Regions from separate parts of the Homo sapiens genome. Here regions 1 and 2 are each linked to region 3. The links are chromatin contacts, found by Hi-C or POLR2A ChIA-PET in ENCODE. All regions are on one chromosome and are shown on one strand. Each heading gives the region's core, a stretch centred on a gene start or an enhancer-like site at or near the end of the contact. The rest is flanking DNA. Distances are from core to core; before and after follow the strand shown. Region 1 holds the start of CDKN2B-AS1 (CDKN2B and CDKN2A antisense cis and trans regulatory RNA 1). Region 2 holds the start of CDKN2A (cyclin dependent kinase inhibitor 2A). Region 3 holds the start of MIR31HG (MIR31 host gene).

What was found. Hi-C counts contacts between places; a loop is a spot of excess contacts on that map. ChIA-PET counts read pairs that join two places held with the same protein, here RNA polymerase II (POLR2A). Pooled maps may share reads with other maps.
Region 1: a map of IMR-90 shows a loop between it and region 3 (3-fold over the local background). The contact joins the promoter of CDKN2B-AS1 here to the promoter of MIR31HG in region 3. A Hi-C loop is called at or near these places in 4 of 168 maps with a recorded cell type or tissue (Calu3, IMR-90, ascending aorta and 1 more) and 10 of 50 pooled maps. POLR2A ChIA-PET finds 5 or more read pairs at or near these places in 1 of 52 experiments (HEK293).
Region 2: a map of CD8-positive, alpha-beta T cell shows a loop between it and region 3 (4-fold over the local background). The contact joins the promoter of CDKN2A here to the promoter of MIR31HG in region 3. A Hi-C loop is called at or near these places in 4 of 168 maps with a recorded cell type or tissue (CD8-positive, alpha-beta T cell, ascending aorta, chondrocyte and 1 more) and 5 of 50 pooled maps.

What each region holds. Positions count from the first base shown.
Region 1 is chr9:21,991,131-21,996,040 of GRCh38, forward strand. CDKN2B-AS1 (CDKN2B and CDKN2A antisense cis and trans regulatory RNA 1) reads left to right here and starts at 3,661. Exons shown (of 19, transcript NR_003529.4): 1 at 3,661-4,031. It overlaps LOC124902130 (a long non-coding RNA gene), which reads right to left and starts at 2,898. Exons shown (of 2, transcript XR_007061436.1): 1 at 2,756-2,898; 2 at 1-1,350. It also overlaps a transcript of CDKN2A not described here. RefSeq lists silencers at 3,335-3,594, 3,915-4,114.
Region 2 is chr9:21,972,365-21,976,879 of GRCh38, forward strand. CDKN2A (cyclin dependent kinase inhibitor 2A) reads right to left here and starts at 2,493. Exons shown (of 3, transcript NM_000077.5): 1 at 2,314-2,493. The coding sequence starts at 2,463. RefSeq lists silencers at 2,451-2,500, 2,721-2,820 and an enhancer at 3,001-3,050.
Region 3 is chr9:21,557,478-21,562,404 of GRCh38, forward strand. MIR31HG (MIR31 host gene) reads right to left here and starts at 2,321. Exons shown (of 3, transcript NR_152879.1): 1 at 2,012-2,321. RefSeq lists an enhancer at 1,096-1,882.

The DNA.
Region 1 (4,910 bases), core at 2,411-4,910, 430 kb after region 3:
AAAAACTTTTTATCACGTTGGTTTTTGTATCAGGCTGGGCTTTGCAGCAGATGGAGGAGCTAGGGCAAGCTTGTCCAACCTGTGGGCCCGAGGGTCACATGCAGCCCAGGATGGTTTTGAATGCTGCCCAACACAAATTCATACACTTTCTTAAAGTATCATGAGTTTTTTTTTTTTTTTAAGCTCATCAGCTATTGTTAGTGTTAGTGTATTTAATGTGTGTCCCAAGACAATTCTTCTTCTTCCTATGTGGCCCAGGGAAGGTAAAAGATTGAACACCCCTGGCCTACAGTGTTCTACTATGAAGTTTCAGTTTTAGTTCGGCCTAGAATGTTTTAGTACAGAAGGCAAGTGAGATTTTCTCTGTTTCTCCAAGGACTTTTGAAAAAGTGTAAAAGCACTGGGCCCACTGTTGAACCTTGCTATAAAAAAGTATTTTTGATACCATTTGTATCACTTTAGTAATAGGAGTTTTTCATATGTTGGGAAAATGGTTTAGCTTAACTCTATCATGGTAGTTGATAGTGATGAACTAACGTGGAATAATAGATCTGTAAACCATCATAGACGGTAATAGGCTATGTTGTTGCTACCTTAGGATCATAATGGACTTTCTAAAATTCAAGAGTACTCAAAGAAGTAAAATGAATATAAGTCTTGATTTCTGAAAGGGCTATGGTTCACTTGGAACACAATACAAACTGTGAATCATGTACACATGGGGAATAATGGTTTATACTAACTGCACAGTGCTTACCTTGAGAGGACTCTGTGCTATTAAAGAAAAAAATAACCTGAGCCTTCTGAAGTAGCTATAAACAAATGAATATTTAACTTCATAATAAAAATATGACTATTTTGTAAATGCACCAAGGTAGAAGTAACAAATCAACTATGGCAATTTTTCAGGTTTCTGTGGTTAAGAAACTGGTAACGTGGAATTTTAGTATATGTATTTCCAATCATATAAAAATAAAAAGTCATAATAAACATATTTGCAGAAACTTAAAAAAAGTTAAAATAACATCTTATTTGCAATGATATTAAATAATTCATACAAGTAATTTTTAGCACTTGTGCCTCTCAAGGAATTGTATGAATCCTAACATAATTAGTATCCATATATATTCCCAAATCAATATAGCCATGGGCATAAAATATATTAATGTGAAATATATAATTACATATCATTATAATTAACACCGCTAGATTTTATATTATGTATATCATTTTACATATGAAATTGGAAAATTGCATATATTTCAAGACATTCTATCCAAGCTGTGTTCTATCTTGAGAAACTTCCTGAAGATTGCGCTTTTCACATACGTCCTGAAAATTGATTTATACCTAAATAACAAAAAATGATCTATTTCAATGAACCTATCATTTAAATATTTTTGCATTTCATGCATATACATTAACATACTATAAAATATTTTCTCTAACTTAAAATCACCACAATGTTATGTTTTATAGGCCTAAACTAAAAAATACATAATTATGGCATTTATATACATTGACATGTTCTACTTTGTTACTACAGATTTTCAGAGGCAACTTAATAATTTAAACAAAATGATTTTATATAGAATAATATTAACTAGAGTAATAAATATTTTTATATAGACAATAATATTAAGAACTATATTCATACAGTTACCGGTCACAGTGGCTAAACTTTTGCTGATACGGATAAACCACTGTTAAAAAAAACAACAACCAGGGTCTTGTCAATGTTTCAAAATGAATTAAAATCAAATCCAGCAACAGGCCCTGAAATCCTTTATAAGCTCCTTTGACTAAATTAAAAAAATTAACTTGCATAATATGAAAAGTAAAAAATAAAATGTGCATTTATCCTATAGATTATAAATTTTTGCTAATAGAAATTGAGACACTAAATTAAACACTGATAGTTTTAACAGGTTTATATTTCCATGTCAAAGAGACAATTAACATTGCAGTAAAAAAATAATTACCCCTCCGCTGGCCTTTGCTTTTTGAAGCTATATATTCCTGGCGAAGCATACCACAAGGACGGTCATAAAAGTGAAGCCTCATTAAATTACTTTTAGACTTATTACACAAGTTTTAATTAGCATTGTACATATTTTAACTGTACATATATTCTTTCAGTTTTCCTGGTTATAGGAAATTACACTGGCTGTGTCAACATTTGTCAATGTGAGGACAAAACTACCTTGGATTCTGTTTTTCAAGAAGTAGGCCTCATTTTTAAACTGTGCTAACTGTCGTCTGAGATGACTAAAATACTATCAGTTGGGATTTCTCAGGAACAGTTCTACAGTTCTGTCGTTTGCTAAACATACGAGCATTGTCCCGAGCAGTTTCAATCACTCAGGCCGCCGGACCTCTACCTCTAACTCACAAAGAAAGCCCATTTCCCTGTTGGCTGCAAAACTCCCCCAAGAAGCAAGTGCTTGCTCCTCGCAGCAGTAACTGATCCTACGATCCTTGTTAGCATTTCAGGAAGTCGCTGCCTGCGTGCCCCGTATCTCACGGGTCCTCCACTCTCCTGGAAGGTGGGAGAGGGTGACCCCGCCGGGAGGCTGGGGAGAAAAAAGGCCGCCTCCAGAAAACTTAGATGGTTAGCAATAATTCTCCCCAAGGAGAAAGAAAGTGTGCTTGAAATACACCTTTCCTACTGTGTGTGTGTGTGTGTGTGTGTGTGTGTGTGTGTGTGTGTGTGTGTCTTAGTCATTCCCACCCAGGATATTCGGGACTCACTGACTTCTGAGGTGGGTTTAGAAGCTCTGTTCGCCTCAGTTTCCCACGATTGAGGGGCTGTGTGAAGGGAGGTCCAGGTTCAATGGTACTGCGAGAACCACATGTCTAAGTCGTTGTAACCCGAATGGGGAAGCCTCCACCGGCGGTTATCTCCTCCTCCTCCTAGCCTGGGCTAGAGACGAATTATCTGTTTACGAAATCACACCAAACAAAACAAGTGCCGAATGCGCCCCGGACTTTTCGAGGGCCTTTCCTACCTGGTCTTCTAGGAAGCGGCTGCTGCCCTAGACGCTGGCTCCTCAGTAGCATCAGCACGAGGGCCACAGCGGCGGGCGCCCCTGGCGCTGCCCACTCCCCCGTGAGCCGCGGGATGTGAACCACGAAAACCCTCACTCGCGGCGGGCCGCACGCGCGCCGAATCCGGAGGGTCACCAAGAACCTGCGCACCATGTTCTCGCCGCCTCCAGGGCCGAGCTCGGCAGCCGCTGCGCCGCCCTTTGGCACCAGAGGTGAGCAGCGCCACTCCTGCCCCCTTAACTGCAGACTGGGACCCACGCACCGCCCCCTGCCCATCTCCGCCCCGCAGGCGCGCACCCGCCTTCCCTGAGCGCGCCCGCCCCCCACCTTCACCCCCACCCCCACCCCACCCCCACTCCCACCCGGACCTCCAAGATCTCGGAACGGCTCTGAGCCCTGCGCACGCGGGAAGGGCTGCCGGAGGCGCCCGTAGGGAGGCGCGCGCGCGGGCGGCTCAGGGCCCGCGTTCCTCTCCCTCCCGCCTACCGCCACTTTCCCGCCCTGTGTGCGCCCCCACCCCCACCACCATCTTCCCACCCTCAGCGCGGGCGCCCCGCGGTGACGGCCCAGGGGCCGGACGCCTGGAACGCAACTCCAGGCAGCTCGCCCCCTAGCTACATCCGTCACCTGACACGGCCCTACCAGGAACAGCCGCGCTCCCGCGGATTCTGGTGCTGCTCGCGTCCCCGCTCCCCTATTCCCCTTATTTTATTCCTGGCTCCCCTCGTCGAAAGTCTTCCATTCTTCAAACTAGATTATTTAAAAATGAAAAAGGAAGAAAGGAAAGCGAGGTCATCTCATTGCTCTATCCGCCAATCAGGAGGCTGAATGTCAGTTTTGAACTAAAAGCCGCTCCGCTCCTCTTCTAGATTTGGAAAACAAGCGAAATTAAACTAAACCGCTGCACGCCTCTGACGCGACATCTGGACACGGCGCGGCGCTGGCGCTGCCGGAGCTGTCGACCCGGCCTGGCGCCGGACTAGGTAGGTGGAGTCGCACCCGGGGGTCCCAGCTGGGTCCGGGCGCCCATTCCCCTCCCAGCTGCCCGCGTCGCCGAGGGCGCCTGGCTGGGACAAGCACCGAGTCCTTTGTGTCTAGCCCATTTTTATTTTCGGTTTTAACCTTCACGACAGCCGCGGAGCATCTGAGCGCTTCTTCCTCTTTCCTCTTCCCCCGCGCTCCCCTCCCCTGCTGGCCGCTCCCCTCCTGTCGCCGCGTCCTCGCGTAGAATGGTTGTCTTGGCGACCGTTGGCCGCTGCCGCCTCCACGCTCTGCCCCGCGCCCAGACACCCCGACTCCCCTTGATCCCGCCGCCTGACTCCTCGGCGTACGTTCTCTCTCCGGTCTCCCCCTCCATGTCCCCTCCTCCCCTTTTCTTCCACATCACCGATCCTTTCTGGACTCTCTCCCTTCCTCCTTTCCAGCTGGGAGACAGGAAAAGCGGTCCTGTTTGGGAACAGTAAAAGCAGGGCAAGGAAAGGAAGGAGCGGCAGAAAGGAGGGGTGAGTCGAGGACACAGGGGCAGCCGGAGAATGCGGAGGAGCCGGGTCCTGAGCGCGGTCTAAGCGAGGCTCGGCTCTCGTCCAGGAACTCGGACGCGGGCTCGCCGGCTCTCCGCGCGCGGGAAGTCGAGCCCAGGACGCCGCCTTCAGGCCGGCGCGCTGACCCGGTGCCCCGACCCGGAGCCTGCGGTCTGCCTGGATCCGTCCTAAACCTCGCGGGCTGGACCCGCGGCCTGAGTGGGTGGGTGTGTGCCAGAGGATTCGGGACTAGGCCCAGCTCCGGGAACCTGGAAATGTGGCCCGCTTCTCAGTGGCTTCCTGTTCATGCGCTTGGGCCTAGTGGCCTAGTTGAAGAAGTGG
Region 2 (4,515 bases), core at 1,243-3,742, 420 kb after region 3:
CAGGGTGGGCCCAACATAACCCCAAGTGTTTTTATTAGAGGGTCACAGTCAGAGAGAAGATACAAGAATGGAAGCACAGGCCACAGAGAAAATACAGAGACCATGAGCCAAGGAATTTGATGGTCACTAGAAGCTGGAAAAGACAAGGAAACAGATTGCCCCTTAGAGTTTCCAAAAGGAATGAAACCTTGTGGACCCATTTTTGACTTCTGATCTCTAGAACTGTAAAATAATAATTTTGTGTTTGTTTTAGCTAACACATTTGTGATAATTTGTAACAGCAGCAGTAGGAAACTAAAACACTTCCCAGGTTTATGATTTGAGAGTTCATTAAACAAGAGATGGTCACCTCTTTGGTTCCTAAATCATCTTGGAAACAAAGCCATTTCCAGAGAGGAATTTTAAAATACTGTCTGCAGTCATAGCAACCTTAAAATTTGAGTGCTGCATGGTGGAAGTAGACAATTTATTTTAGGATAACTGTTATTTGTTATATTAGTTTGAGGATGGTGGTGTTAAAGAGGAGTTACTTATTTTTAGGTACATTTCATACTAAACACAAATTGCATAATTTGCCTAAATCAAGGAATTATACTAAATTATATTATGGTTATTAAATCCTGTCCTGAGAAAGTGAAACTGACTCAGTTTTCAAAGAGACAAAGAGAAAGTATAAGCAAACCAAATTGCAGCTACAAAAAGAAAGACAAAATGTTGCAGTATATTTATTGTTTTGTGTATTCAATGAAGTCCTTCGTCTTGGTCATAAAACTAGCCTTAAAGGTTTTTCTTATATTTCATAGTATGAAAAATCTAAAAAGTAACCCATATGTAAATATTTAAATCATGATAGAAATCCAAAGCAAAAAGAAAATGAATCAATTGAATTAAAATGTGTAGGATGCTTAAACCCATTTGATAATATATCCATTTGATAATATACTAATATGAATTTAGTACTTTAAAATGTTATATAAATAAATGTTCCTATATTAAACACCAATGTAGTTAGGATTCTAAGCCAACATCATTTCCCCTTTTCTACATGTTCTTCTCCCGTCTCCATTAAAAATTGTCAAAACTATCCACTTTTCTTTTTCCTTTTTGTTTTTAAACAAATAAGGTCTCTTCTAAGATATTGTAGGACTACAAAGCCAAACTCCCGGGTTCAAGCTGTTGGCAAAATTTTAGAGATGCTAAGTTACCCATGTATTAATTACTTTTAAATCCTCCCCTAACTCCCTCACAAAACAGGAGTAGGGAGAGGAGAAACACCTCTGTTCAAAAATGAGGAATTGAAAACTCTTATCACAAATAAACTATATCAAGTAAGCTAAAGATAGTAAAAGAGCAAAAATGTTAGCAGATATTCCCAAAATGGTAACTACATATTACCTCTGGAATGATCACATGAATGTGGCTCATTATTTCCTAAGTTCCTACAGCAAACATATATTTATTTGCCCTACTCAGTTAAAAATAAACACAATATGTAGTTGCTTCTGAATAATTTTTCTCTCTCTCTTTCTCTCTTTCTTTCTTTCGACAAAGTCTCACTCTGTCACCCAGGCTGGAGTGAAGTGGCTCCATCTCGCTGTTCACTACAACCTCAGCCTCCCGGGTTCAAGCGATTCTCCTGCCTCAACCTCCCGAGTAGCTGGGATTACAGGCGCCTGCCACCACCCCCGGCTACTTTTTGTATTTTTAGTAGAGGCGAGGTTTCACCTGTTGGCCAGGCTGGTCTCGAACTCCCGACCTCAGGTGATTCCCCCCGCCTTGATCTCCCAAAGTGAAGGGATTACAAGGCGTGAGGCACCGCGCCCGGCCGCTTCTGAATAATTTCGATCAAAATTTATATTCGATATTTATTCCAACATACACCACAGATTTCCACTGATAATCCCTCCTAGTAAGAAAGATAAGCTCCATCCAGGTATCTGTGAATTGGAGGCTAAGTAGTCCCAGCACATCTTACATTTCTTTAAGACTCCCTTTTTATCCCAAACGTTCGTAAATTTTGTATCTGATAAAGAGCATACTTCCATCTAATACAAATATGTTCCCCCCTTCAGATCTTCTCAGCATTCGAGAGATCTGTACGCGCGTGGCTCCTCATTCCTCTTCCTTGGCTTCCCAAGCCCCCAGGGCGTCGCCAGGAGGAGGTCTGTGATTACAAACCCCTTCTGAAAACTCCCCAGGAAGCCTCCCCTTTTTCCGGAGAATCGAAGCGCTACCTGATTCCAATTCCCCTGCAAACTTCGTCCTCCAGAGTCGCCCGCCATCCCCTGCTCCCGCTGCAGACCCTCTACCCACCTGGATCGGCCTCCGACCGTAACTATTCGGTGCGTTGGGCAGCGCCCCCGCCTCCAGCAGCGCCCGCACCTCCTCTACCCGACCCCGGGCCGCGGCCGTGGCCAGCCAGTCAGCCGAAGGCTCCATGCTGCTCCCCGCCGCCGGCTCCATGCTGCTCCCCGCCGCCCGCTGCCTGCTCTCCCCCTCTCCGCAGCCGCCGAGCGCACGCGGTCCGCCCCACCCTCTGGTGACCAGCCAGCCCCTCCTCTTTCTTCCTCCGGTGCTGGCGGAAGAGCCCCCTCCGACCCTGTCCCTCAAATCCTCTGGAGGGACCGCGGTATCTTTCCAGGCAAGGGGACGCCGTGAGCGAGTGCTCGGAGGAGGTGCTATTAACTCCGAGCACTTAGCGAATGTGGCACCCCTGAAGTCGCCCCAGGTTGGGTCTCCCCCGGGGGCACCAGCCGGAAGCAGCCCTCGCCAGAGCCAGCGTTGGCAAGGAAGGAGGACTGGGCTCCTCCCCACCTGCCCCCCACACCGCCCTCCGGCCTCCCTGCTCCCAGCCGCGCTCCCCCGCCTGCCAGCAAAGGCGTGTTTGAGTGCGTTCACTCTGTTAAAAAGAAATCCGCCCCCGCCCCGTTTCCTTCCTCCGCGATACAACCTTCCTAACTGCCAAATTGAATCGGGGTGTTTGGTGTCATAGGGAAAGTATGGCTTCTTCTTTTAATCATAAGAAAAAGCAAAACTATTCTTTCCTAGTTGTGAGAGCCCCACCGAGAATCGAAATCACCTGTACGACTAGAAAGTGTCCCCCTACCCCCTCAACCCTTGATTTTCAGGAGCGCGGGGTTCACTAAGTCAGAAACCCTAGTTCAAAGGATTCCTTTTGGAGAGTCGGACTGCTCTCTCCTTCCCCTCCCCTTCCCCTCCTGCGTGTAAAACGGCTGTCTGGGGCAAGGGTTTCTCAGACGTGTACATTGCCTGGTATAAGAGCAGACTCTGAAAAGATGAGGTTTATTTAATACGGACGGGGGAGAATTCTGCCTGTAGGCAGATAGGAAAATGGGGAGGGAGTCATTGGAAGGACGGACTCCATTCTCAAAGTCATAATTCCTAGACCAGAAAAAGTGCTCAGTGTTCTAGAAGCAGAGTTGCACAGTGATCCAAAGACCAGCTTCAAATACTGTCCTGTCTCCTTCACACTTCTCACATTTCTCTTTCCTACTGAAAATACCTTGCATTTTTCGTAATTATAAAGGGGGAAGGGAATATGAGTGCCCCCTGCTTTATAGGGGTTGTTGTGAGTTTAAATGATGTATTAATACATATAAGCCTTAAGAACAGTGCCACACATCCTAAGCTAATACCTGTTAGCTCTTGAATTATCCGCTTTGAGGACTGGCTTGCAATCTTGTTTTGAGGCATAGAAAGAAAATGCTTTGGAGCAGGACGCGGTGGCTCACACCTGTAATCCCAGCACTTTGGGAAGCCGAGGCGGGCAGATCACCTGAGGTCAGGAGTTCGAGGCCAGCTTGGCCAAAATGGTGACACCCCGTCTCTACTAAAAATACAAAAATTAGCTGGCCATGGTGGCGCACGTGTGTAATTCCAGCTACTCAGGAGGCTGAGGCAGGAGAATCGCTTGAACCCGGGAGGCAGAGGTTGCAGTAAGCCGAGATCGCGCCACCACCCTCCAGCCTGGGTGACAGAATGAGACTCCGACTCAAAAAAAAAAAAAAAAATGCTTTGGATAGAATTATCACTATTACATAAAAGGAAAGTCCGGATGCGGTGGCTCACGTCTATAATCCCAGCATTCTGGGAGGCCGAGACAGGCGGATCACCTGAGGCCAGGAGTTCGAGACAAGCCTGACCAACATGGCGAAACCCTGTCTCTACTAAAAAATACAAAATTAGCGGGGCTTGGTGGCGCATGCCTGTAATCCCAGCTACTCGGAGGCTGATGTAGGAGAATCGCTTGAACCCAGGAGAAGGCGGAGGTTGCAGTGAGCCGAGATCGCGCCATTGCACTCCAGCCTGGGAGACAAGAGCGAAACTTGGTCTCAAGAAAAAAAGAAAGAAAGAAAGAAAGAAAGACCAAGAAGAACTTACTCCCTGAAAAGATTATGGGCACCCTCCACCACCCTCACTTACAAAGAAAAGTTAAACAGCACTAAAGAGTATAACAAGCGCAAGGAGGTAAAAGTTCTAATTTTTCCTGTGACT
Region 3 (4,927 bases), core at 1,071-3,570:
TATAAAAACCTGTTACTGAAGAAAAGAACTGTTAAAGTACATGAATTAAAGTATTTTTAATTATCCCAAATACGTACCAACCAAATTTAACTACAGCTTAGTTTTTTAGGCAAACCAAGATGACTATTTTTTTTAATCTGAGAAAAACATGGTATGTAGAAAAATTCTATTTTATTCAGTTCAACACTCTTCACTTGAGGATATGAAATTTATAAGTATGCAATCTCCTTGAAATTGTAAAAATATAATACACAATTTTATACTACCTTCTAATTTTACTTCCTCAAGCATTTGTTGTAGTTTCTAGAATAGCTATCTAGCCATTACACTGTACATAAAAGTGATCCTCCAATTTATTTCCACTTCTAAAAAGATGCTTAAATATAGAATAAAGCATTTCATACCTCCCTTCTCGTTTAAAATTCCAAAAAGGGCCAACAATCCACATTATAGGTTAAACACTTTGTCTCTGTTATACACTTTTCAGAATTTATAAGACTGAAAAATTATAAAATTTCATCCAATGAATAATTCTGTACTTTATTAAAGTCTGGTTTCTCTAAACATTTACCTATCATCTAAGCAATATTAACATGTACAACAAAGTAGTAATATGGTATAAATAGAAAATAAACACTCCAAGCTGATAATTCCATAAGGTCTAATGATTCTATTAAAACAAACACAAATCAAAATTTTCCATTTTAGGGCCCCAAATTCAACTTGAAACATTTTTTATATGATAAGATTAAAGCAGCTGCCCAATTTTCAGGAAGCTCTGTCTCAAGTTAAGGAAAAAAAGAGAAAGGAGGAACTATAGTTCTTTGGGTGACTTAAATCACTGCCTTTTTTACTTTTTTTGCCTTAAAATCAAGATAAAGTTCTCACCTAAAGATTAACCTCTGAAGACAATGAAAAATAACCAGGATTGGACTTTAAAAAACAACTTAAAAGTCAGCCCCCTCATACAAAACTCGACAACAAATAAACCTAGACTTAACTGTCATTTTCAAATCCAATTTTTACCTGAATTGGTAAAAATTTATTTAAAACAAAATGCAAAATACAATATTGTTTCAATTTTGGCCCAGGAGATAAACACTTTAATGCAGAGTTAATAAACTCCAGCGAATAAATAGGATCATTTTCCTAATTTCACTTCAAAGCTGCCAGGATTTCAATAAGGAAGTTCAAAGGCCCGATTCCAGAAACTAGAGGTCCCCGGAAAGTGAGGGGCGTCTGGCCACAGCCTCAGTTCCAAACCAGGTATAGTTCTTGAGCTGTCATTCTTAGTCCTATTACCACTAATACAAGGTCAAAAAAACGGTCCTGTAAGGTGTCAATTAAGGGGTCACTTTTGCCTAAGGTTTCCTTAACTTCTCTCCTAGTGAAGCCGCTCTAAGTGAACATTTCCGCTGTGTTTTTTTTAATGACTGCCATTGTCTCGCTGGAGAATCGGAGGCTCTTTTAGAAGTACTGTTGGAAAATTCAGGATTTTACAAAACATTTTCTCAGCTGTACAGGGCAAAAACAAACTTTAATCCTACTAGCCATGGGTGTAAACCACAAGCCTAATTTCTCTTCTAAGAAGGGAAAGCTTAGTTAAGTTTTAAAGTGACAGTAATTTTAGGTGGTAAAATGAGCTCAACTCAAACATCGCTGTATGAAAGCGCTCTCCGCCAACACGCTCATGGACACACACAACTCCTTCCTCGAGGTTTAGGGACAGAGAGCGAACCTGTGACTTCGGGCCAGGATGACGACCTGAGATTTGGACAAGAGGAGGCGGCGGTTCCGCGAAGAGCCAAGGGCGGCCGGCGCTCCGGGATGCGCCGGACCCCGCGGCGCATCCTCGTTTGGGCGCCAACGGGCGCCGGCGGTCCTCGGACCCGGGTGTCGACTGCCGTGTGCCCACTGCCGTGTGCCCAGGCCCCGAAGCCTCCTCAACTCCTTGAGGGGCGCCTCCCTAGCCAGCTCAGCGCGCAGCGGGACCAAGGCTCTCCCAGCTTACCTGCGGGTCCGAGTAGGAGGACAGAAGCGCCGCCCGGCCTCGCCCAAGCGCACACGAAGGGGCCGCTTCCCGCCCCCCGCACCCCAGACCAGGCGGCTCACGGAACACCGCCTCCCAGCTCTGGCCCGGGACCAGGCGGTCCCCCAGCCGGCTTCGGCGCCGCGGCCGGGGACGCGCGTCTTCCTTCTCCAGGCGCCGGACGTGGAACCTGCGAGCCCCTGGCGGCGCCCCAAGTTATGCACAGGTCGCAGCTGCTCACCAAGCTCCTCCTGGGAGGCCGCCCTGGTCCCCGAGAGGGGCGCGCGGGAGTGGACGTTCCCGCACCTTCGCCCCATCCACACCTGCCGCCGCCGCCGGGGCCGCCAGCGCCGTGGCTCCGCCCCGGCTCCGCCCCTCGCCGCCCCCGGCTCCCGCTCCAGCCGCCGCCGCGACCGCCGCGGAAAGGAGGGGGAGGGAAGAGGCGCCTGGACGGGGCTGCGGGAGCGGCCGTGCTGAGCCTCCTCCCTTGGGCCCGGACGGGACCCAGGTTTCTCCACTGCAACGCAGCTCCCGAGTGACGGAATTTTGTGGGGGAAGCGGCGGCCACTACGCTCGCTTTTGGCACAGTAGCCCTTTGCGGGTGGGAGCTTCTCGCAGTCAGAGCTAAGGGAGAGGGAGTCCACCTGCAAGAGCCAGAGCTCGCCCTTGTACTCTCCGAATGCAAACTTAGCAAATTGAACAGCGGAAGTACTTCCTTGGTCGGACCCCTGCTCTTCTAGGGGTCTTCTAGAAACGTGGCGGCTATCACAGGCCCCGTGGTATAACTGGCATTTGGAAAACGAGGGTGTTTTTCCATCTGGAGTGGCCTCTCTCCTATCCTCAACCCTCCGTGTCCTTCGACGCCTCTCTCAGATGCCATCTCCACCAAGAATTTTTTCCGGGTACCCACCTGCGCCCAGATTTGATTCCGCCCTCTTTGGGACAGCCTGGGTGCTCTGAACCTTTCCACTGCCCCTTCAGGTGTATGAGAGCGCCTTGTGAAATGCATGGGCCATCGTTAGTTATTTTTATTGCAATATGTGGTTTCATATTCAGTACTGTAGTATACAAGCAGAGATATTTATGCTTTCACAACACTTTTCATTTGGGTTTGAATTCCTTAAACATGAAGACTATAGTAAGTTGCCCATCTCTGGAAGTAAATACTGAGGGGTACATGGCAGGGTAATCCGACCCGATGACCTAGCCAGAAGTTCTGGCTGTCCTACTCAACTATGCCCTCCGCAAGCCCAGCATGGTAGCCTTTCACCTGGATTTGAAGGGGAAAATTGTATTTCTCTCTGAATGTAATTACATTTTGGCAAAGGTCAGTCTAGTTACCACCAAAAAATATTCTACGAGTTGAAGGGTGGGGGTGGGAGCGTCAGAGCAAGGTTAATAGTGGTATTTTATTGATTTTGAAGTAAATATAACTCTACGTAGTCATTTGTTCAACCAAAACGAAAAATATTCATCAAATATTCCCTAATAAGTTGGTACTCATTTCCTTAGCCACTTTAAAAAACACAAGTCAAATATAATTGATTATATAAATTGTATTTGCATGAAGATTTGAGTCCAAGGACTATAAGAAAGATTCAAATTTTAAATTTTCTGCATACGATATGGTTAAATAAAATGTTTGTATACTATTTCCTATACCTAAGTGTATGTTTTGAGTTGAGATGTCAGTAGTGTTTAATGGTTAATAGTGTTAAGTAAACGACAGCTAGGAATCACTACAGTTAGCTTAGAACAGGTTGAATTTATGAACTCCCATTTTAAAGAACTGAGAAATCTCAAACCATATGACTGCCTTGACCAAGAAATAAAAAAAATTAAACAGATTCTTAATATTAAAATTTCTGAAAATTTTGAAAAATGAATTTTTAAAATTAACAGTCCTAGTATTTTTAAAAAGCAAATATTTTAGAAATCATGAAAAATGTACCTTAAGATGTAAAAGAGGATAAACCTCAGAGCTAAGGTCTTTTTAAAAATGTAGTTAGTGAAACCTATTCATGGAAAACTCAAAAGCATTCTTTGAAGTGAAAAAAGTACTCTAAATTTATTATGGAAAGTATAGTATCATTGAACTCAAATAGCTATTTTAAACATCGTAATTCTGTGAGTAACAAGAAAAAAAAGCTTTCCTTATATGTGAATCCCACTAGGCAAGACTTTGTCCAAAGTCCAACAGAAAAAAATATTGAATAAACAAGCATAAGCATCTCATTCGTGGAACATATTTTTAAGCTTTTATACAGAAGCCCAAAATAATATTATAGAAAAGATTACACAATTGCATAGCCAAAATTATATATCATAATATTATGAATAGCAAAGAAGCAAAGAAGGAATAATTCACCTCAAATAGCAAATAAACAAAAAGTGTCTTAAGCCCATAGTATCTTTTAGACTTCAACTGAGGCAAGCAAGCTGTTTGGCCCAAGACAAATATACATAATATCACAGTAAACCCAGAGCTAATAGAATACAGCCATAAGAGGCCCACATTGCAAACACACAGGCATCTGTAGCTAAAACTATCAAAGGGGCTTGCCCAGGGTACTTCACATACAACTTTTTGTTCCATCTTACTTCATTATAATGACAGCATCATCTTGAATGTGAGAATTTCCTCCTCAACCTTTACCTGCAAGTAAAAGATGAACCACTACTCATTTTCTAGTTGTACCCTAAAATGAATAAATAAGTCAAAGTTTCTACTGGCATTTAAATTATTTCTAAATATATTACTTACAAAGCTTAATGTATTATTTTAGTGATTAATAATTTCTGTACCATAAAACTTGTTCTGTATTAGTTATCACGTCTTTATACATCCACTGGTAATCAAGGACTTTCAGAAGAGAGTAGAATACAATCTTTATTTTA